2 separate regions of the Mus musculus genome follow, and region 1 is linked to region 2. Evidence: chromatin loops called from intact Hi-C (ENCODE). Cell type or tissue: left cerebral cortex. All regions are shown on one strand. Links, peaks and the distances in the headings refer to the core of each region. The heading gives the core; the rest is flanking DNA. Region 1 holds the start of Gm39474 (a long non-coding RNA gene). Region 2 holds the start of Trim47 (tripartite motif-containing 47).

The links. Hi-C counts contacts between places; a loop is a spot of excess contacts. Peaks named below come from ENCODE experiments on the same cell type or tissue, not always from the same donor. Only the 100,000 strongest peaks of a DNase experiment are listed, where the experiment ranks them.
Region 1: a loop joins it to region 2, with 2.0 times the contacts of the local background. A loop is called at or near these places in 1 of 42 quality-filtered maps.

Annotation. Positions count from the first base shown.
Region 1 is chr11:115,934,372-115,945,047 of GRCm38, reverse strand. It overlaps Sap30bp (SAP30 binding protein), which reads right to left. Exons shown (of 11, transcript NM_020483.3): 2 at 9,573-9,682; 3 at 6,991-7,038. Gm39474 (a long non-coding RNA gene) reads left to right here and starts at 2,242. Exons shown (of 2, transcript XR_880317.3): 1 at 2,242-2,927; 2 at 4,144-5,176. In left cerebral cortex, for the core only: CTCF peaks have their summits at 2,897 (motif pointing left) and 5,167 (motif pointing left); a DNase peak (open chromatin) is centred at 5,160.
Region 2 is chr11:116,101,156-116,111,831 of GRCm38, reverse strand. Trim47 (tripartite motif-containing 47) reads left to right here and starts at 1,597. Exons shown (of 6, transcript NM_172570.5): 1 at 1,597-2,298; 2 at 3,471-3,566; 3 at 3,824-4,054; 4 at 4,210-4,408; 5 at 4,829-4,900; 6 at 5,191-6,082. The coding sequence starts at 1,612. The coding sequence ends at 5,831. In left cerebral cortex, for the core only: a CTCF peak has its summit at 4,540 (motif pointing right); DNase peaks (open chromatin) are centred at 1,497 and 2,981; H3K4me3 peaks cover 1,973 bases; H3K27ac peaks cover 2,850 bases.

The DNA of each region.
Region 1 (10,676 bases), core at 1,913-9,912, 170 kb after region 2:
CCAGGCCCCACACGGGCAGCACGTCTCTCAAGGACAACTGTAGCAATGAAGTCCACTCTGGCTTGTGCAGCTTCCTGCCTCGGGACTCAGCCCAAGAAAACCATGCAGGGAACAGTGGGGAGGGTGCTGCTTGTGGGAACCACTGCTAGAATCCTTCCCAGTTTTAATTTTGCCTGTATGTATATGTACCAAGTTTGTACAGGAGCCCGCAGAACTGGAATTATGTACAGGCAGTTGTGAACTGCCACAAGGGTCCTGTGGACTAAACCTGGATCTTGGGAGAGCAGCAAGTGCTCTTGGCCACTGAGCCATCTCTCCATCCTCGCCTTTCTTTTCTTGAAGGCAGAGTCTCACACTGTAGCCCAGGCTGACCTGCCAAAGCACTGTGATTACTCCAGTGTGATCCATGGTGGCCAGCTTTCTTTTGAAATCATTTCTTATTTAGAAATATTTGCATACATACATACATATGTTTACTGCCTTATTTATCTTAAAAACTGGGTTTTGTTTGTAATTTTTAAATTTAAGGTTGTTTGTTTCTTTGTTTGAGATAGTGCCTCACTCTGTAGACCAGCTAACCTGTATTTTATCATGTAGTCCAAGCTGGCCTCTTAGTCATAGCCATGAAGGATCGCTTCTGCCTCAGCCTTCCGAGTTAAGTTATGGGATTACAGCCTTGACAGACTTAAGGTCTAAGTCTTACTTCTCAGGGTTTTCTAAGAGCAAAGCAACAAAGGACACAAGTGGCCAATGGGGGCGAATGGAGCACGGTCACAGCTCCCTCCAGTCACCCTGTTAGACTGCAGAGCCCTGACTGGTGTAGACCTGTAGCTCTGTAGACCTGCACAGGCCACAGCAGACCCGGCAGTCTCCATCTGGGTGGCTGACAGAGAACAGACTTCACCTGGGGTGCTGTCCCCATATAACTGCTGGCGGCAAATGTTCTTCCCAAGGTTCAGTTAACAATGAACTCCTGGGAAATAAGCTCTTCACACACCTTTCACTTCCTAGGCCTTTGATTCAGATACTTCAAGAGAGCAACAGTACGGGCAGGAGAGATGGCCCCATGGTTAAGAATCCACACTACTCTCGCAGAGGATCAGAGTTTGATTTCTTGCAACTAAGTCAGTCAGCTCACAACCGCAGGAAACCGGCTCTAGGGCACCCAGTGCTGCCTTCCGGCCTCCAAGGGTCCTGTGTTCATGAGCACACCACCACCACACACACAATTACAATTAAAAATACAATTTGAAGTATCACTGCCTATTAGTAATAACTTGGGACTGCCCGATACGTCCATCCACACACATTCTCAACATTCAGCAACCATGAGCCCCAGACCACTTCAGGATGGAGGCCGAGAGCCACTGGCATGGCTGAGCTGGGCTCCTGAGGGCACAGGGGACTTCCATCTCCCTCAGCCCAATTCCAAGACCATCTACCACTGCAGTTTCAACCCATGCAACAAAGCACCCAGCATCCTAACGTAAACAAACAGGCTGCAAGATGCTGAAAGCTCTCAGGAAACCTTCAACAAGATACCTCACACACCATCTGTTTTCCCAAGCAGCAGGGGAACTGTGAGAAGTGCAGTGCTTATTGTTTGCAGCTAAGCTTTAAGACAGAGAACCTTGAAGCACTTCTTTGTCTAGGAGTTATGTGAACAAAAGTACTGAGCTCTATGAGCTGGGTGTCTTCACGTGTGTACGTGTGTACGTGTGTGTGTGTGTCTGTGTGTGTGTGTGTGTGTCTCTCTCTCACTCGCGCGCGCGCACACACACACACACACACACACACACACACACACACACAGCTACACTGAAGGCTGGATAGCCCGGAGTGCTTCACTTCACCTGGGGAGCTCCTAGCTCCCTCTCTCCCTCCCTCCCTCCCCTCAAAAGACCCTGCAAAGTGGCCATCACAGTCTGCTGAGCTGGGTGAGGTGGTGGGGGTGCCTGGGCCCTACAGATGGAGGAAACCATTCTTTAGTTACCAACTCCCTCTTCAATCTCATCATTTTAAATCTTGTGACAGGGTCTGACTGTGGAGTCCCCACTGGCCTGGAACTCACAGATCTACTAGCCTCTGCTGGAATTAAAGGTGTGTGCCATCATGTCCTGCCAAATCTTATCTTTTCTTTTCTTTCTTTTTTTAGGACAGGGTTTCTCTGTATAGCCCTAGCTGTCCTGGAACTCACTTTGTAGATCAGGCTGGCCTCGAACTCAGAAATCTACCCGCTTCTGCCTCCCAAGTGCTGGGATTAAAGGTGTGCGCCACCACCACCCGCCTCTGCCAAATCTTTTCTAAGGCAGGGTTTTGCTGTTTAGGCTAGTTTGGCCTCAAATTTGTGACCCTCCTGCCCTATCCTTCTGAATTAGCCACCACACCCAGCTTGGGCTCTAAGGATTTTAAGAATGTTTTCTTTGATTTAACTGGGATCATACACACCTCTTTCAAAAATGCCGCAATTATTTCCCCTACTCAATGTCAGCACCTAGAAAGGCCGGGATTCTTTCCCTACCACAGAGCCTGGACCAAAGACCCCAGGGAGCTTACAAGCCCAGGCCCTCCCTGACAGCTGGCAGCAGGCTGCTTGCCCCTTCTTGTTCCAGGTCATCCGTCCCTGCCTGTTTTCAATGGAAGGTCTGCCAGGGACAGCAAATGGAGACACCTCTATCCACGGGAACTGCAGGAGTGGAAGAAAAATAAACAAGGAAGAACGTTCCAGAGCTATGGAGGCAAAGTGTGGACAGAGGACAGCGGCATGTGGGGAGCTCACACACCAAGGGCAAATGGACAGAGGCACACTGGAGCCACTGGGTACAGTGCTGTCAGAGGACTGCCACAGTTAGTCTGATGGTTTCTAGGACAGCAGCTCCCCCTTCTGTGGAGTGATCACAGCACATAAGGCCAGACTGCTTACTGAGGTGAGACTAGACGCCAAGAGAAAGCAAGCATGGGTTAGAAGCACGCAGGTGTTTAGATTCTCTTGGCATACCAAGTTGCCTCCCCTTCTCTGATTTGTAACTCGGGCCTTTCTATCTCAGACTGAACGCTTCCATACAGGTGGATCTGGAGTTAGCGTCTCATTCAACTTCAGTGCAGGAGACTGCACCCAGGAGCTACTCCAGGTGTCAGAGTGGCAAAATTAGGTCCCAGTGCTCCAAAGGCTGAGGCAGGAGGGTGGGCAGACTGAGGCCAGCCTGTGCTACAGTGAGACCCTGTTTCATAGAGCAAAGTAACAGAAGCAAGGAGATCGGTCGTGGGCAGAGACACTTGCTGTACCAGCCCACGACCTGCACTCAACCCCAGAACATATGCAGAGGAGAGAAGTGGTTCCAGAGTGTTCTGTGGCCTCTGCATGTGCACATGCACACACATGCCCTGCCTCCACAGCTACACACACACACACAATAATAACAAAGGTTTAAAACATAAAGAAAGTAGCAAGACAATCAAAAATGCCATTTCTAGTCTTGGCACCTTTTTGGTTTTTTGTTTTTTCGAGACAGGGTTTCTCTGTGTAGCCCTGGCTGTCCTGGAACTCACTCTGTAGACCAAGCTGGCCTCAAACTCAGAAATCTGCCTGCCTCTGCCTCCCAAGTGCTGGGATTAAAGGAGTGGGCCTCAGCCTTTTTTGTTTCTTTTACTTTGGTTTTTTGGAGACAAGCTCTCACAATGTAACCTTGAAACTTGTTCCATAGAGCAGGCTGGCTTAAGCTCATTAAGGTCCACTGCCTCTGTCTCCGGAGCACTGAGATTAAAGGTGTGTGCACTATGTTAGCTTGCTAACAGCAGCAAGAGAATTCTCAAGTTTGCCCTTCTCCCGTAACCTCTCCTCCCGGGGAGTCTCAAACCCTCTGGGGATTTGTCCAACCTCAACACAACCCATAAACTAGAACATTAATGACAAATCCTTTTTATTTTTATTTTTAATTTTTGAGACAGGGTTTCACTGTGTAGGCCTGGCTGTCCTGGAACTTACTGTGTAGACCAAGCTGGCTTTACATGCATCTAAAAATCTTCTACAAAACAGTGAGATTACTACCTTATGAATAACTCAAACCATTTTGGCTAGAGATGACAGAAAAGTCTCCATTGTATGACAGCAAACCTCTCCCATTTAGCTCTGTGCTGTTTCAGGTCTGCATCTGGCTGTCACTGCCTTCCCTCCCAGCTTTCACGCACCACAGCATGCCTGCCTGCCCGCCCTCTCCGAGCCCTCACCTTTATGCCTGCTCCTCTCACCACACTGTGGCTCCAAGCACAGGCCTCGCCATTCTGTAGTCAACGACATCGGCTGACCAGCCTGGGAAGTGAGTAGAGGCACCTGATGCTACCAATCGCAGGCACCCAGCACTACTTTAACCCTCATCAAACGAAAGAGGCAGATTTCATGATGATGCTCATTTCCCAGAGAAGAGAAACCGAGGCTCTGGTCTGGTGTTGTGAAGTCATCCATGGTAAAAGGCCTACTGAAGTGTTGAGAGACACACCAGAGGTTGGGCATTGTGGCTTGTGCTTGGGAGGCTAAGGCAGGAGGATCACAGAGAATCTGAGAGGAGCCTGGAATACCGGGCATTGCAGGCCAGCCTGGGCTTCAGCCTGTGAGACTCTCTCAAAAACAAAACAGCTGGGAGTAGTGGTGCACACCTTCAATCCCAGCAGAGGCAGACAGACCTGCTGTACAGATGAGTTCCAGAACAGCCAGGGCTACAGATACAGGCTGTCTTGCAGGACACACACACACACACACACACACACACACACACACACACACAGTAGAACAGAGCAACTGTTTTAGCAAACTACCAATTGAGTTTCTGAGTGTTCACGTAGTTGCATGCATGTGTGTGTTGCCTGCACGTGTGTACATGGAAGTCAGAGATAGGAGTCTGGGACCCTCCTACATTGCTTTCCACCTGATTGTCTGAGATAAGGTCTTTCATTGAACCTGGAGCTCTAAGGCTCTCAGTCTACATCCTGCCCTATGCTGAAGTCAAAGAGTCTGCATCTCAGTTTAACTTCTAATACCAATATATACAATGAACAGAAGCTCCTTGGGATCTGCATTTCTAAGTTGTCTCATGAAACCAAATGTTTTGAGAACCTCTACATAACCAGTTAAAATTAGATCCTTAAAAGTAGAGAGCGCCATCTAGTGGGTAGACGGCCATGGCGCAACTCATTAGCTTAACAGAAGATAAACTACAAGACCTGCTCTAGCAGTATGTCCGTCCTCTTAGAATTATTCAAATCAAAAGTTTAGAACAACAAAATCCTCTCATATAAATCCAACAGAGCTGGGGAGATGGCTCAGAGGTTAAAAGCACTTGCTGTTCTTGCAGAAGACTCCAACTCCTAGTGCACACCTGACAGCTCACAATCAACTCTAAACTCTAGTTCCAGAAAAGTGACACCTCTTCTGGCATCAGTGGACACCCGTGTGTGTGTGTGTGTGTGTGTCCCCTGTTCTTTATTATCTGCTCTTCCAGAGAGCAGTAAGTCTTTTGTGTTCCACAGGGCTGCCTATCTCACAAGGATGTACCTTTCCTCAAAAATTTGCTGTTGGCTCCAGCTGCATACGTAGCAGAGGATGGCCTAGTCGGTCATCAACGGAAGGAGAGGGCCTTGGTCCTGTGAAGGTTCTATGCCCCAGTATGGGGGCTGCCAGGGCCAGGAAGTGGGAGTGGGTGGGTTGGTGAGCAGGGGGAGGGGAGAAGGGATGGGGGTTTTCAGAGGGGAAAGGGGATAACATTTGAAATGTAAATAAAGAAAATATTTAATAAAAAATGACGTTAAAAAAAAAAGCTTTTGCTGCTGGGATCACAGCACTGAAGAAGGGGTGACAGCCAAGTGCATGCCAACTTCTCTAGGTGGCCTTTAGTTTTAAGCCATAAGCCTGCCCCATGCTCTCCTGCCAGGCCAGTTCTTAGCCTGGGTTTTTTACTCTGCACAGAAAGTCGTTTGCACCTGGTTTCTGGGCTCCACACTGTCTACTCCTGGCATCCTCGGTAAAACACATTCCGAGTCTTCTGCAGCCTTTCTGAGTTTATACCAATGGCTGCACGGCCATATCTGAGGATGGATAGCTCATCTGATCTGATATATAGCTCATGCTATATATTCAGCAGATACACTGCCCCCTTTCATAGTTCACATCTATGAATTCAAACAGCTATGGGTTTAATTTCTTCTTTTAAATTGCATCTGTGTTGAACGTGAAATTTTTTTTTAAATCGTTTTCTGAACAATACAGTGTAACAATAATTTGAGATAATCTGGAACTAGCAGGGGGAATTATATTAACCTGTGTTATATATGTATAAGTCATATGTAAATATACCATTTTAAATAAAGACTGTGAGAAGCTCTGGATTTGCATATGTACAGGGCATGAAGGTGGGGTGTCCTGGAAACCCAATCACCCATAGATCATGAGACTACTGTTTTATATTACTACCAGGCTTAAGTCTCCTAAGTTTCACTTATGCAACCTTGAAGATTTTGGCTTATTTCAGAGCAGCTTGCAACGGTGAGATGTTGTATGTACTCCTCCAAGGGAGATGTTTGCAGTATAAAGCACGATTCTGAGAAAGGTACCTTTCCAAGCACTGGGCCTCCATTACCACAGGAGCATTAGGACTGCGACAAGAGCCACTGCTAATTACTCTCAGCTGCTTCTGGACAGACCTATGAGAAGGAAGGCTGCTTCAAAAAAGACCATGTGCGTGTGTGACTAGCACATACCTGGGAAAACGGGGCCAGACTTAAGCGTGTATGGATTATAGGACCCAGACTGGCCTCTTGTGGTTTTTATCTCAAGCCTCAGGAATTCCTAGTGGCCTTAAGGGTCTTCATTAAACTGGCCTGATCCCACTGTCCATTCTGTGTGCTAGTGGGACAGATCCTGACCCCACATTTGACCTGAGTCAGAATGTTAAAAGCCTTGATTGAATCCAGCCACCCGCCACAGCCAACACCAAATACCTTTGGGTCATCAGCCTCAGGTTTTTCAGTCTCTGAATCGTCATCTTCCTACAAGACAAAGAATTTAGAGGATTAAACTTAAAAGGAGTGGGCCTGGGTTGTCTTACACACATAACCAGCGGTTGGAGTAAACAGACTGTTTTCCTAGCTGGAGTCACCCCACCAAGAACCCTTCCCTACCACACAACCCAGAACTAGAGAAAGAGAAAGGAAAAGGAGACATTCTGGAGGGGGTGGGGGATCAGCAGCTCAAAATCAGGGTGCCATCATCTACATCAGTGAAAATTCCTGAAGGAAATTGTATAAAGAGAGGGAAGATGCAACATGTTCTGCAGTTATTAAAGCCAAGGTTATGAATTCTCTTACCACTTCTACGTTTATACCCACAACCACCACACTGCTCAACAGTTAGGTGGCACCTAAAGTCAGAAGCAATGACAGAAAGGTGGGCATCAAATCACCAGATCAAGCGACCAGAAGAGGGGGGAACTAAAGGGCGAGGGACAGCCTTTTGGGATGCTCACATTACTGCCACTGATCCACTCTTCTCAGCCTTCTTTACTCAAAGGAGATCTGACTGAGTCAAAACCATGGGAGTACTGAACTCTCCAATGTAAGCCCACAACTCCATAAGGTCAAAAGCTAAGAAGCAGATGGGAACCACTTACTAGACTTTATCCCAAACACAACATGGCACTCCAGATGTTAACACAAACAAACTATGCCTCGATGGTTCTTAGACAAGTGCCCTGGGCGGTGCCAGGGAAGCAAAAGCTTGCAACGCAATGCCACCGACAGAGCTCTCTCAAAATGGAACCAACTACACAGTCAAAGATGGAGCTTGGCAGAATGCTCAAATAGTCCCCAGTATCGGCACTGGGGTTTCAGGAGAGGTTTAAAAACAAAACTAAAATATCATATAGCTTGAATATGACAGAAAGTAGATGTGGGTTAGTATTTTAAGAACACACATGCAAACATACATACACACACACACACACACACACACACACACACACACACACCACACACATGCACGCACGGAAAGTCAAAAAACTTAACAAAGCTTCCTTCCTTCTAGCTAAGGATGACCTTGAACTTGTAACCCTCATTTCATGCTGGGTTACAGGCTGTGAACCACTATGGCTAATAGCTGTAGTTGATGCTGGGGAACAACTCTCTGGCTTTACCCCTACTACACACACACACACACACACACACACACACACACACACACACACTCCAGTTTCCACAAGTTTTTTTAGCAATTTTACTCAACTCTGCATTATCACTGATGGGTGGGATAAAGGCATGAAGAATTCTCAAAAGAGAATACAAAATACATTCTGTGAAATGTTTTATTTGCTGTTGTTTTTATGTGGTACTGGGGAATCAAACCCAGGGTCCTGCGAATGCTAGGCAAGTGCTATCGATGTACCACTGAGCTACATCCCCAGTCCTTATTTTTACTCATTTGAGACAGGAATATACTCTTGAATCTTCAATCTTCTTGCTTTAGCACCTGAATGCTATACATCTGCAGGACCTGGACCATTAAACCTAGTTTAAAGAACATTCTCGTGCTAGCCTTTACATATCAACACATAACCAAAAACCCCAAACAACAACCTGAAGAACAAAATAAAGCTCGCTGTGAGTGTTTCAGTGAATGCTGCTTTTACTATGCCAGATTCAAGATCCAAATTCAGTTTTAGATGCCTTTTTGTGCTAAACAACAGCCTGGATTTCCTTGCCTCTTTCCCTTCCAGACTTTAAAGTCCCAAGTAATACTGCTCAGGTCGCTGTCCGCCATGAACTGCTCCTCCTCTTAACAAGGACACAGTCCTCCTGTCTGTTACCCGCACCTACTTAACTCCAAGGAAGTTCTGGAAGAACCAGGGGACGCTGACAAAAACACCAAGTGGAACATAACCAAAGAATCAAAGTGTGGATGACAGCAGCAAACTTCCCTTCCTTACCTTGTTACAAAGTGAAGCACTTGAATAAACCCCAACCGAGATTAATACAAAGTTGATTACAGATATGTAAGTGACACACTAGTTAGGGCAAACACATTTATAAAGTGGGAAGATTAGCTAAACTCACAAAGCAACATAAAATACCCACTGACACTAAGGTTATGAAAAGTAACCAAGCTAGGCCTAGTGCAACATGGTTATAACCCCAGCTCTCAATAAGCTGACCTAGAGGATCTGGAGCTCAGGGGTAAAAGGTTTGCCATCAGTTTGGGCTTCATAAGACCCCATCTCAAAAATGCAAAACAAAAGACCTCCTTCCAAAAGCTCAATTCAAAAGCTAATACAATGTGGTCCAGGTGAAAAAAAAAAAAAAAAAAACGACTTAACTTTCAAAAAGAGCTAATACCACCCAACCAATTCAACTTTTTTCTTCTTTCTGTGGTGCTGGGGATCAAGTCCTTGACATGCTTAGGCAAAGCCCTCTCCCATGAGCTACATCCTCAACGGGTACCAACTGATTCCAAACCAAAAGGGAAAAGGGACAGAGTTGACCATGGAATGGAAGAGTGTTTCAAGAGCTCTGGGTCTGGAAGATTTACCCACCGACTGCTTACTGTTCTCGTCCTCCTCTTCTTCATAACCATCCTCATCACCCCCTGGGCGAGAGAAGTCATCTTCTCCATAGGCGTCAGATACCAAACCACCTTTCTCCTCTGAAAGAGGAGAGAGAGGGGAGAGGGGGAGAGAGAGGGAGAAGGAGAGAGAGGGGGAGAGGGGAGAAATGTAAAAATGTTTCTGAAAATTGAATGGCCAAGATTATTTCTGAAGATAAAAAGGGAACCTAAGTCTCAAGTAAGTGGCTATAGGCCCAGATTGAATTTGTACTTAGGAAGAACAATTTAATACCAGGGGTTGGGGTTGGGAATTTAGCTCAGTGGTAGAGCTCTGGGTTCTGTCCTCAGCCTGGAGGTTGGGGGGGAGGAAGAAAAAAAAAGGAAAGAAAGAAAAAGAAAAGACCAGGGGTTGTGCCAGGAATGGCGGTGCACACCTTTGAACCGAGCACTTGGGAGGCAGAGGCAGGAGGATCTCTGAGTTCTAGATCAGCCTGAGTTCCAGGACAGTCAGGACTAGAGGGAGATCCTGTCTCAAAACAAACAAAAACAGGGGTATTGGAAGATGACTCTTATACGAGTGCATAATGTACAGGGTTTGGTGTCCCATGCTTTTAATTCAAGCTCTCTGGAGACAGGGCCAGGCAGATCTCTGTAAGTTTGACAGTTCAGTTTCCAGTACCCACATCAGGCAGCTCACAAATGCCAGTTTCAGAAGAGCTGATGCCTCTCTCTGTCCACCATGGGCAGAACTCACATGCAAGGCCCACTCCATATGTACAGATGTATATGAAAAGAAAATCAAGCATTAAATTCATGTTCTAATATTTTCAGGACAGGCTGGGGAAGTAACAAAGTAGTGGGATGCTTTCCTAAGAGTGTAAGGCCCTGGGTTTGGTTCCCAGCAGTTCCAAAGGTTGGGGAACTATTACATGCTGTTGGCCTATTAGGGCAGTTAAAGTCTTCTCCTCTTTGAACCAGCCCAACAGGTCGTTTAAACTCCTGTTTTGACATACCACACACATCTCTATCTTGTTTCATGTGCAACCTCAAAAACGCCTTCTATGCACAAGACTGTCTTCCTCATTGTTTTGCC
Region 2 (10,676 bases), core at 1,410-9,409:
CACAGATGTGATGGTGGCACTTGGGAGGGCACATGTAGGTACATGAGCAAGGTAGCTCATTTGTCACCCCGTCCCATCCCATCATCAAAGACTCCATGCTATGGTACGGCTGACCATGGCTGATGATCACTCTGACTGTCTGGGTAAGCTGTGTCAGTGTTCCCACTGAGAGAGTGCTCGCTCGCTCGGTGCCTTCAGAAGCCATCGTGCTTAGCACACAGACAAGGAGTCACTTTGGAGAGCCTACAGGAATTATTTGGGATTCTGCTGATAGTTACAGGTAACTATCACATGGGCACATGGATGCTTATTTTTTTATCGAGGGTTGTAACAACACTATTCCACCCACTTTGTTTATTCGTTTGGTTTTGGACACCATGCTCAGCCTTTAACCAGGGGCTAGAATCTAACTCAGGCCCTTACACTTTACCAACTGTGGGCTCCACTCTATAATAATAATAATAATAACAATAATAAGGGCCTGGAGAGATGGCTCAACGGTTAGGAGCACTGACCACATGGTAGCTCACAACCATCTGTAATGGGATCCAGCGCCCTCTTCTGGTGTGTCTGAAGACAGCAACAGTGTGCGCATATAAAATAACTACTAAAATAATTTTGACAATTTGATTCTACATAGTTTAAAGCTTAACATTATTGCATTATTACAATGTCAGTTTACCCGACATGGTGGCCTGCACCTGGAATCTCAATACTGGAGAAGTGGAGGCATGGGAATCAAGGCCAACATAAGCTCTGGGCTAACCAAGGCTATGTAAGAAAGACCTATCCCAGAAACAACACGAAGAAGCCATAAGCCTGTGATCCCAGCACTCAGGAGGCTGAGGCAGGAGGATGAAGAGTTCTAGGTCACTCTGGGCTACATACAGAGACTAAATCTCAAGCACAAGTCCTTGCAACTAGACGCACTGTTCTAAATGCATAGTTGGGCAGGCCTTAACCAGTGTCTCCTTTTGGGGAACTACAGGCACCCGCGAGTATCCATGAACGGAAGTAAATTCCTCAGACAAGGGATTTGTCAAGTGATGTCAGCTTCCCATTTCAGATCTAGACAAGGCTAAGTTCCCCAGCGCGGGTAAACACAGTCGCTAAGAGGTCAAAACAGACACATACCAGCAGTAAGTTTTTCTGTATGTCAGCAACTCAGGGAACTTGGCTAACTGTACCTGGGAGGGGTCTGGAGGGAAAGGCGCTGGCTACATGGCTGTGCACGCCCACCATGGCACCTGGCTGACCAGGATAGAGGATGGAGGATCGAATGTCCTCTCAGCCTCCTCCCCATGAATCCCCTCACATTCTCGCTCCGGGTCCTCTCCTTTTCACAATCCTCTGGCAGTCCCACCGCCTCCGCCCACGCTGGGTAGAAGTCTCAAGAGGGTCGTGCTCCCCTGGAGGGCTGGCCGGCCTCGCGGCGTCTGCTGACCGGTGGGTGCGGCGGTGGCGAGCCGCGCTGGGGCGAGCAGAGCTGCGGAGGGGTAGGAGGGGGCCGGACCCTTGGCCAGGGTCCCAAGGGGCGGTGCCGGGCGCGAACCGTCCCAGGTCCCTCCCAGGCGGGAGCAGCACAGGCGGTGCCCGGGTAGCGGCGGAGCCATGGACGGCAGCGGGCCTTTCAGCTGCCCCATCTGCCTGGAACCGCTCCGGGAGCCGGTGACACTACCCTGCGGCCACAACTTCTGCCTCGCTTGCCTGGGCGCTCTCTGGCCGCACCGGAGCGCGGGCGGCACCGGTGGTTCCGGAGGTCCAGCTCGCTGTCCACTTTGTCAGGAGCCTTTCCCCGACGGCCTGCAGCTCCGCAAGAACCACACGCTGTCCGAGTTGCTGCAGCTCCGCCAGGGCTCGGTCCCGGGACCCATGTCCGCCCCGGCTTCAGGATCGACCCGGGGCGCCACGCCCGAGCCCTCCGCGCCCAGCGCACCACCTCCGGCTCCGGAACCATCGGCTCCCTGCGCGCCGGAGCAGTGGCCCGCGGGTGAGGAGCCGGTGCGCTGCGACGCGTGCCCCGAGGGCGCCGCCCTGCCCGCCGCGCTCTCTTGCCTCTCCTGCCTCGCCTCCTTCTGCTCCGCGCATCTGGCCCCCCACGAACGCAGCCCCGCCCTGCGCGGCCACCGCCTGGTGCCCCCGCTGCGCCGACTTGAGGAGAGCCTGTGTCCGCGCCACCTGCGGCCTCTGGAGCGCTACTGTCGCGTGGAGCGTGTGTGCCTTTGCGAGGCCTGTGCCACTCAGGACCATCGCGGCCACGAGCTCGTGCCGCTGGAGCAGGAGCGCGCGCTTCAGGAGGTGGGGCACCTTGAGTCGACACGTGGAGATGGGTGACAGGAGGGACACTAGAGCTATTTAGTCCCTCACTCTTATCCGGGTGTGTCTGTTATATATTTGTTTTATCATTATGGCTGTGCACATGGAGATGAAGGAAGCAACTTTGTGGGGTTGGTTCTCTCCTCCTGCCTTTACATGGGCTTCATCTCTCTGACTCAATAGGCTCTGCCTTAGTTTCCTCCTCTAGCCTGAGAATCTTTGCAACCTCTTCCGGTCTACACTGTCATTTGCTGGGGCTGGTGTGGATGGAAAGAGAGTCGGGAGGGACTAGTAAGATGAAAGAGTGGCAAAAAGCCGAGAGAGAGAGAGAGAGAGAGAGAGAGAGAGAGAGAGAGAGAGAGAGAGAGCGCTTTAGCTAGATTAGTGTAAGTGTAAAGCGAGAGAGGGATCCGCATTAGGCCCTCAGAAGCCGTGGGGGTCAGGAGTCGCTGGGTGCGGGCGGGGCCCCGTAGCTGATGCCCTCTTCAATTCAGATTCGTCCTGAATTGAGTCAGCCACTTTGTATGGGTGTGGCGGGCACCAGGAGAGCGACGGAGTTTGGGCTGGTCACACAGATCTCCTCTGTCCGAATGCTCTGGGGCCGTGGGGAGCATGTGCCCAGTGTCCCGCTACCTCCCACCCCCAGTTTCCTTTGGCCTCCATCCCGGTCTTGGCGCCTCTGGCTTTGGGATTTTCCGCCTCTCCTGCCTGGAGCTGTGACTCATTAGAGCCGAGGGATTTGCCCGGAATCCCCATTTTTCAGAGCTGGATTGGGGGTGAAGGCTCTTTTGAGACTAATCCCCAGGACTATTTAGTGTCCTCTTTTCTGGTTCCGTCACGTCACACCCTACCCCACCCTCTCACACTTTGCCTCTTCCCCAGGGGGAAAACAATCCCAAATAGAGAATCATAGGTGGCCCTATACTGGCTTCTCTGGTCAACAGGTTGTCATATGCCCACAACCTGCTTCCTTGCCAGGCATTTGGAAATGGCACCAGCTTGGGCCAGAGCTGCCTTGGGGATATTCTGGGACTTCACGGCCATTTCCGTTCCCTTCATTCACAAATGTCACTACCTAGCCCCCCAAATTCTGAGATCTGATGCAGTTCCGGGGACCTTTGACAGACACCAATCTCACAAAACCTGGTCCACAGGTGGAGCAGTCCAAAGTCCTGAGCGCTGCGGAGGACCGCATGGATGAACTGGGTGCCGGCATCGCACAGTCCCGCCGTACTGTGGCCCTCATCAAGGTCCGCGCCCACCCCAATCCCCCTGTGCACCCCTGAAGCAGGCCTCTGAAATCACCACAAGCTCTCACTGTGGTGCCGCCCACTCTAGACGTGCTCGTCCCCACTAAGCAGGAACACCTTGTTTCCTGCAACCTGGCTCAGACCCAGAGCAGGCTGGGGCTGGGTGGGGGCTGGGTGGGCACAAGCAGTCAGGGACGGAGACAGCGGGCAGGCCCGGTCTTTGCCCTCACTGTTGTCTCCTCTGCTCTCTCCTGCAGAGTGCAGCTGTGGCAGAGCGGGAGAGGGTGAGCCAGATGTTTGCCGAGGCCACAGCCACCCTTCAGAGTTTCCAGAACGAGGTGATGGGGTTCATCGAAGAGGGAGAGGCCACAATGTTGGGCCGGTCCCAGGGTGACCTGCGTAGACAAGAGGAACAGCGCAGCCGCCTAAGCAAGGCACGGCACAACCTCGGTCAGGTTCCAGAGGCGGATTCAGTCAGCTTTCTCCAGGTGAGGGCGGCTCAGGAGCCATAATTGAAGAGATGGGGCGGGGTTGAGAAACAATGGCAGCCAGGATGGGTACCTGGCCTTCCAGGATAGTTGCTACCTTCCCTGGTGGCGAGACACTGTGGCCAGCAGACTTACTGGGCATTTGTCTGGCACAGGAGCTCCTGGCACTACGGCTGGCCCTGGAGGAGGGGTGCGGCCCCGGGCCTGGGCCCCCCAGGGAACTCAGCTTCACCAAGTCCTCCCAGGTGGTCAAAGCGGTGAGAGACACCCTCATCTCAGCCTGTGCCAGCCAGTGGGAGCAGCTGCGGGGGCTGGGCAGCAATGAGGATGGGCTACAGAAACTCGGCTCAGAAGGTGGGTGCTCCATTATGACTCACTTCCCCCAGATGGACCTTCCGGGCCCCCAGATCTGGTGTCCATCCAGGCATGAAGGAGGGAGAGTGGCAGGGCCGTAATCCTGCCAGGAACTGAAGCTATGCCTCCAGGGGGCAGAGGGGAGTCTTCTAACTCACCCATGGACTTTACAGAGATCAAGGCCCTGCATTCGGGGTTAGGGTTGGGGGGGGGGCGCTCAAGCACCACATCTGCAGGAGAACATGGTCGTCCCCCCCATATGGGTGTCTGTCACCAGGTGGCTGGGGGCTTTGGGAGGAGGGAAGGGTAGGAGGGAATTAGATCCACAGGCAGGGGTGGGGCACTACCAAGGGTAGTCCTGCAGCCACAGGTATTCTAGAGAGATGGCTTTTCCACCACCTCTTCCCTCCCCTGCAGCAGATGTGGAGTCCCAGGACCCTGACAGTACCAGCCTGCTGGAGAGTGAGGCCCCCAGGGATTACTTCCTCAAGTGTAAGTAGCCAGCCTGCTGCTACCAAGGGGCAGGCTTAGCTGCTAGGCTTCAGAAACAGGGTCTGGGAGGGACCACAGAGCTTGGGAGCCCTCTCCTTAGTCTCTGGGGCGAACAAGGTCATCTCCATGGGTGGTCTCCATTAGTTCTGAGTCTCACCAGTCCTAAAGAAGGGACTTGGCTGTGTTTGGGGGAGGGTTAGCTGGGGCGGGGGTGGGGGTGGGGTGCCGGGGAACAATCTCTAAATTGAGCCTGGCTGTGATCTGCGTCTCTCTCCCGTCCCTGGGGTCAGTTGCCTACATCGTGGACCTGGACAGCGACACCGCGGACAAGTTCCTGCAGCTTTTTGGAACTAAAGGTGTCAAGAGAGTACTGTGTCCCATCAACTACCCGGAGTCACCCACCCGCTTCACACACTGCGAGCAGGTGCTAGGAGAGGGCGCCCTGGACCGGGGCACCTACTACTGGGAGGTGGAGATCATCGAAGGATGGGTCAGTGTGGGAGTCATGGCCGAGGGCTTCTCCCCGCAAGAGCCCTATGACCGGGGCCGGCTGGGCCGCAATGCACACTCATGCTGTCTGCAGTGGAATGGGCGTGGCTTCTCAGTCTGGTTCTGCGGGCTGGAGGCCCCGCTACCCCATGCCTTTTCGCCTACAGTCGGGGTCTGCCTAGAGTATGCAGACCATGCCCTGGCCTTCTATGCTGTCCGAGACGGAAAGCTGAGCCTTCTTCGGAGGCTCAAAGCCTCCCGGCCTCGCCGCAGCGGTGCTCTGGCCTCCCCCACTGACCCTTTTCAGAGTCGCCTGGACAGCCATTTTTCCGGGCTCTTCAACCACAGGCTCAAGCCTGCCTTCTTCCTGGAGAGTGTGGACGCCCATCTGCAGATTGGACCTCTCAAGAAATCGTGCATAACCGTGCTGAAGAGGAGGTGATGCACGCCCGGCTGGGTCATCCTGTGGCGCCGTTGCCCATATTTGCTAGGGGAAGGCACTAGCCTCAGAGACTCCCACACTCCTAGCCACCTCACTTCTTGAGGCCTTCTAGACCTTCCACTTTGCAGGACTTGTTTTGAGAACAGATCTTTAGCTGGGACAACTCCAGTCTGCCCCAGCCCCTTCTTTTCCAGGTCTCTAGAACTACCTGGCACACAGTAGGTGCTCAATAAACATTTGTTAAATGAATGATTCCCCCTTTCATTCCTCATCTTCCAGAAACTCCTATGACTTCTCAGCATTCAAGATCTGGGGATAGGGGCAGGCAAGATGGCTCTGCCAGTAGAGGTGCTTGCGGCCAAGTTTTAGGACTGGAGTTTGACGCCTGGGCCATACATAGTAGAAAAAGAGAACTGCCTCGCCGGGCGTGGTTGGCACACACCTTTAATCGCAGCACTTGGGCTGCAGAGACAGGCAGATTTCTGAGTTCCAGGTCAGCCTGGTCTACAAAGTGAGTTCCAGGATAGCCAAGGCTACACAGAGAAACCCTGTCTCCAAAAACACACACAGAGAAAGAGAGAGAGAGAGAGAGAGAGAGAGAGAGAGAGAGAGAGAGAGAGAGAGAGAGAGAGAGAAGAGAACTGCCTCTTGCAACTTGTTCTCTGACTCTGCCCTGGTGCCTAAGCCACAAGCACAGGCAGGCACTCATGCATACACAGTAAATAGATACAAATAAGTGCAACACAGAGCAAAACAGATGAGGGCTGGGAGATAGCACAGCTGATAAAGCGCTTGCTACAGAAGATCAAGAGGACCTGAGTTCGAGCCCCTAGAAAGAATCATACCTTTTTCATACATTGAAAAGAATGTAATGTCCACATTGGAGAAAGAGAGGGGGAGGAGGGAGGGGGGAGGGAGGGAGAGAGAGAGAGAGACAGGTCACTGGGGCTCACTGGGTACTAGCCTAAAGTAATAGGTGAGCTTCAGGTAAGAAATAATTTCTGAATATGACATCTGAGACCTTACACACACACACACACACACACACACACACACACACACATCAAAACAAACAAAAATGAAACAAAAAAAAAAAACAAAACAAAAAGTCAGAGTGAGCAGGCAGGAGAATAAGATTCCCTGACTCAGGAGGAAGGACCTACCTGTGTCCTGTCCTTCAGCAGCACCCTGGCTCTAGGTAAGATAAGTATTTCTCATCCTTGGTGCCACAAGCCAATTCTGGACTTACTTTGAGTGTACTGTATCCAGAATTAAACACAGAAGTCACACACCCAAAGCCAAGAGCTGAGCAGGGTGCTTGGGTGTGGGAGAGAAATGCAAAGACAACCTGAGCTTTCATGCTCTCGCGCTCGTGCGCGAGCACACACACACACACACACACACACTCCACCCTGGGTGTGCGTGGAAATGAAAAAACATCTACAATAAAGGGGTCTGTGTCCTCTGTCGTCGCACCTGTGACACAGCACTTTTCCAGTGCCTTGGGAGAGCCTCTGGCTGGTTTCCAGGAAGGCTCAGCGCCCTCCACCACCCCAGAAACTCGCCACCCTGTCTGGGATAACCTGGGGCTACAGAAGGAGGCTGAATTTCCAGGCCAGTTCCCTCTCTAGATTCTCTGTGCCCCAGATGTCTCCCAGGGGGGTAAGGGGCAGCCAGAGAGGCCTCCCAGCAGCTATCCAAGGTCAGACAGGACAATGGGTGAGTTATGCAGCCAGACAGCAAGGCCATACAAGTCCAGCCCCAGCCGCCTAAACTGCTAAAAATAACCCCTCCCACAGAGCCTGCCTGGCCCCGGGCAGGGCAGCCGGGCCAGGATGTTTTTTTTCCGGGTGGGGCCTCCCTGCTCCTGCTGGGTTGTGTTCTCAACCCTGTTCCCATGGCAGCCACAGGTCCCACAGGTCCCTCTGCATCCAACCAAGGGACTGTCAGGAGGCTGTTCCACCATCCCACTCAATGGGCAGCTGGGGCTTCCTAGAGTCTTTTTCTCACCTGCAAACAGCCTCCGTCCTCCACAGAACCCTGGCATCCCTAGACCACCTGTGTTGTCTTGCCCCCCCCCCCCGCTGGGCACCTTCCACCCCCCACATAAGCCTCTGCTCCCCGCTCCCCGAGGGCAGGAGGCCCTGGCATGGCCGGGCATGTAAGCATGGCAGATAAGGGCCCCGTGGCCAGAGCGTCCCTGCCAGAATTCGGCCCTACCACTCCCAGCTATGGTTTGGGCCACTCATGAGTGTCTTGCTTGTAGAATGACTTTCAGTTTCCAAAGACTGTCACAGAAGCCTGAGCTGATGAGCTGGCTCAGTTGGTAAACGCTGCCAAGTTTGATGGCCTGCGTTTGAGTTCCAGAATCCACGCGGTAGAAGAGACTGGACTCCTGCAAGCTGTTCTCTTGCTTTGCTGTACCCGGGCTGTGGCATGTGTGAACCCACCCATGTCTGTGCACCCGTAACATAAACAAGTGTAAAGGGGGGGGGGGAGAAGTGAGTTTCATTACCCCAAGCCCCTATGGTGCAGCTTTTATAGCCCAAAATGGAGGAGATAGAGGTGTTGGCTGGCCCACAGCTGTACAGGGGGCTGAGAAGTCCCAGGGTTCAGACCTCACCCCCACCCCACGTGGAATGTGATACACAGCTCTGCATGTTAAGCTAAAGCCAATGTGGGTTAGTGTCTGTCTGCATCCATCCATGTATGCTGTGTGTATATACATATATGTATGTGTTATGTCTGCCTGGTTGAATATTGTGTTAGGGAGCATTGTCTGGCCCTGAGAACTTTCCAGCATTCCTCCAAGAACATTTAGGAAGAAGTATGGCAATATGGTGCTTCACCACCACCCAAGGCATAGGTACTATGACGGCCTATCCCTTTACCCACCAACCAAAGCTTTAATCTGTTTTATTCAGAACAGCTTGAAGCCCAGAGTTGCAGCTTACACGAGGAATCTCAGCACCCAAGATACTGGACACTTTAGCGTCTACACCAGCCTGAGCTAAAAGAGTCAGTCCCAGCCGGGCATGGTGGCGCACGCCTTTAATCCCAGCACTCGGGAGGCAGAGGCAGGCGGATTTCTGAGTTCGAGGCCAGTCTGGTCTACAGAGTGAGTTCCAGGACAGCCAGGGCTACACAGAGAAACCCTGTCTCGAAAAACCAAAAAAAAAAAAAAAAAAAAAAAGTCAGTCCCTATCTTAAACAAAACAGAAACAAAAGATTATTCTAAAAAAAAAATTAAGATAAAGTCTCACTCTGCAGTGTCCACATTGTCTTGGGTATGAGCTATGTAGCCCAAGCCTGCCTCCAGCTCTTGGCAATCCTCCTGCCTCTGACTCCTAAGTACTGGGACTGTAAACATATATCACCGTGAGAAAATGTTAAAAAGAGGAAAGAGCTAGGGAACTGTGGGCCTGGAGCCATTACCCTTTATAAGTGAGAAAGGCCGAGTTCTCAGACAGCAGTGCAGGGGGCTTCCTGACCAGGACACAGCTGGCTCAGGTGAGCCGCACAGGGGAGAAGCTCACAGGTAGAGAAGAAGTCCTGGGTTACAACCCTAGCACCCCCAGAAAGGAAAAGAAAAACAAAGCAAAAGCTTAAACCAAATAGGTTCCCTGTGGGCTCCGTTCCCACAGTCCCAGAGCCTTGGCAGAGGTGCCTGCGGGTCTTAGCGGCTCCCTCTAGGGCCCTGGCTAGTCCCAGACAATGTGGAGGGCTGAAGGCTTGAGGCTGTAGCTATGAACTGAATACAGTTCCTCAGCCAGGCAAGGGGCCACCTCCTTCCTGAGCTTTGTTTCTGTGGGAAAATAAGCTGCAGAGTGCAAACAACAGCCCGAGGACGGACTTCTGCTGCACTGGCTCTTGGCAACTGCACACTGCCAGGCCCTGCAGCCCTTGCGGCCCGGGACCTCCCTGCTGGCGCTCCGGGAGGAAAGAGGCCCCCAGTCCTCACCCCCTCCTGAACTTCTGGAACACTTGTTTCCCCTCTCCAGACATAGCCTGTGGCTAAGCGACAGAGCCTGGCCAGCAAGATGGGCTGAGCCGGGTGTGGCTGAGGTCTGCAGGGAGCAGGAGAGCTGGGCTGCAGCTTGTTCAGGGGCCCAGTAAGGAAAATAACCTTTAGTTGCAGAGTCGTTGTCCTATCCTGCCGTACAGCCAGCACACACGTTCCCACCCAGCGCCAACAAGAAGAAGAATCTGAAAGCTAAGGCTTTCGTTCCTTCTCTGTACAATCACGTCTTTAGGGTGAGAACCTGAAACTGCAGGACAGGGCCCCAGGAAGTGGCTCCGGAGAGAATGCTTACCCAGGGATTCCATTCCTAGCACTATCAAAGAAACAAAAAACCTAAAGGAGGGCTGGAGAGATGGCTCAACAATTAGAGGTACTTTGCTGCTCTTTCAGACGGCCCAGGTTCAGTTCCCAGGGCCTACATTGTGGCTCACAAAGATCTGTAACTCCAGTCCCAGAGATCTGGTCTCCTCTTCTGGCCTCCTCAGGCACTGCACAAACATGGTTCACAGACATACAGACAGGGAAAACATCCATACACATAAAATAAAAATAAACAAAATCGCGGGGTAATGGAGACACACTCGGGAGACAGAGGCAGGCAGAACTCCGAGTTCGAGGCCAGCCTGGTCTTCAGAGTGAGTTCTAGGATAGCTAAGGCTACACAGAGAAACCCTGTCTTTAAAAAGTCTAAATAGATACATAAATAAAACCTAGAGCGAAAGAGAAAAGCAAGAGGCTGTAGGTGTTTACCTCAGTACCGAAAAGTGTGGAACTAGAAAGTCTCCATTCAGGGCTGGAGGGATGGCCCAGGTAACAAAGCAATC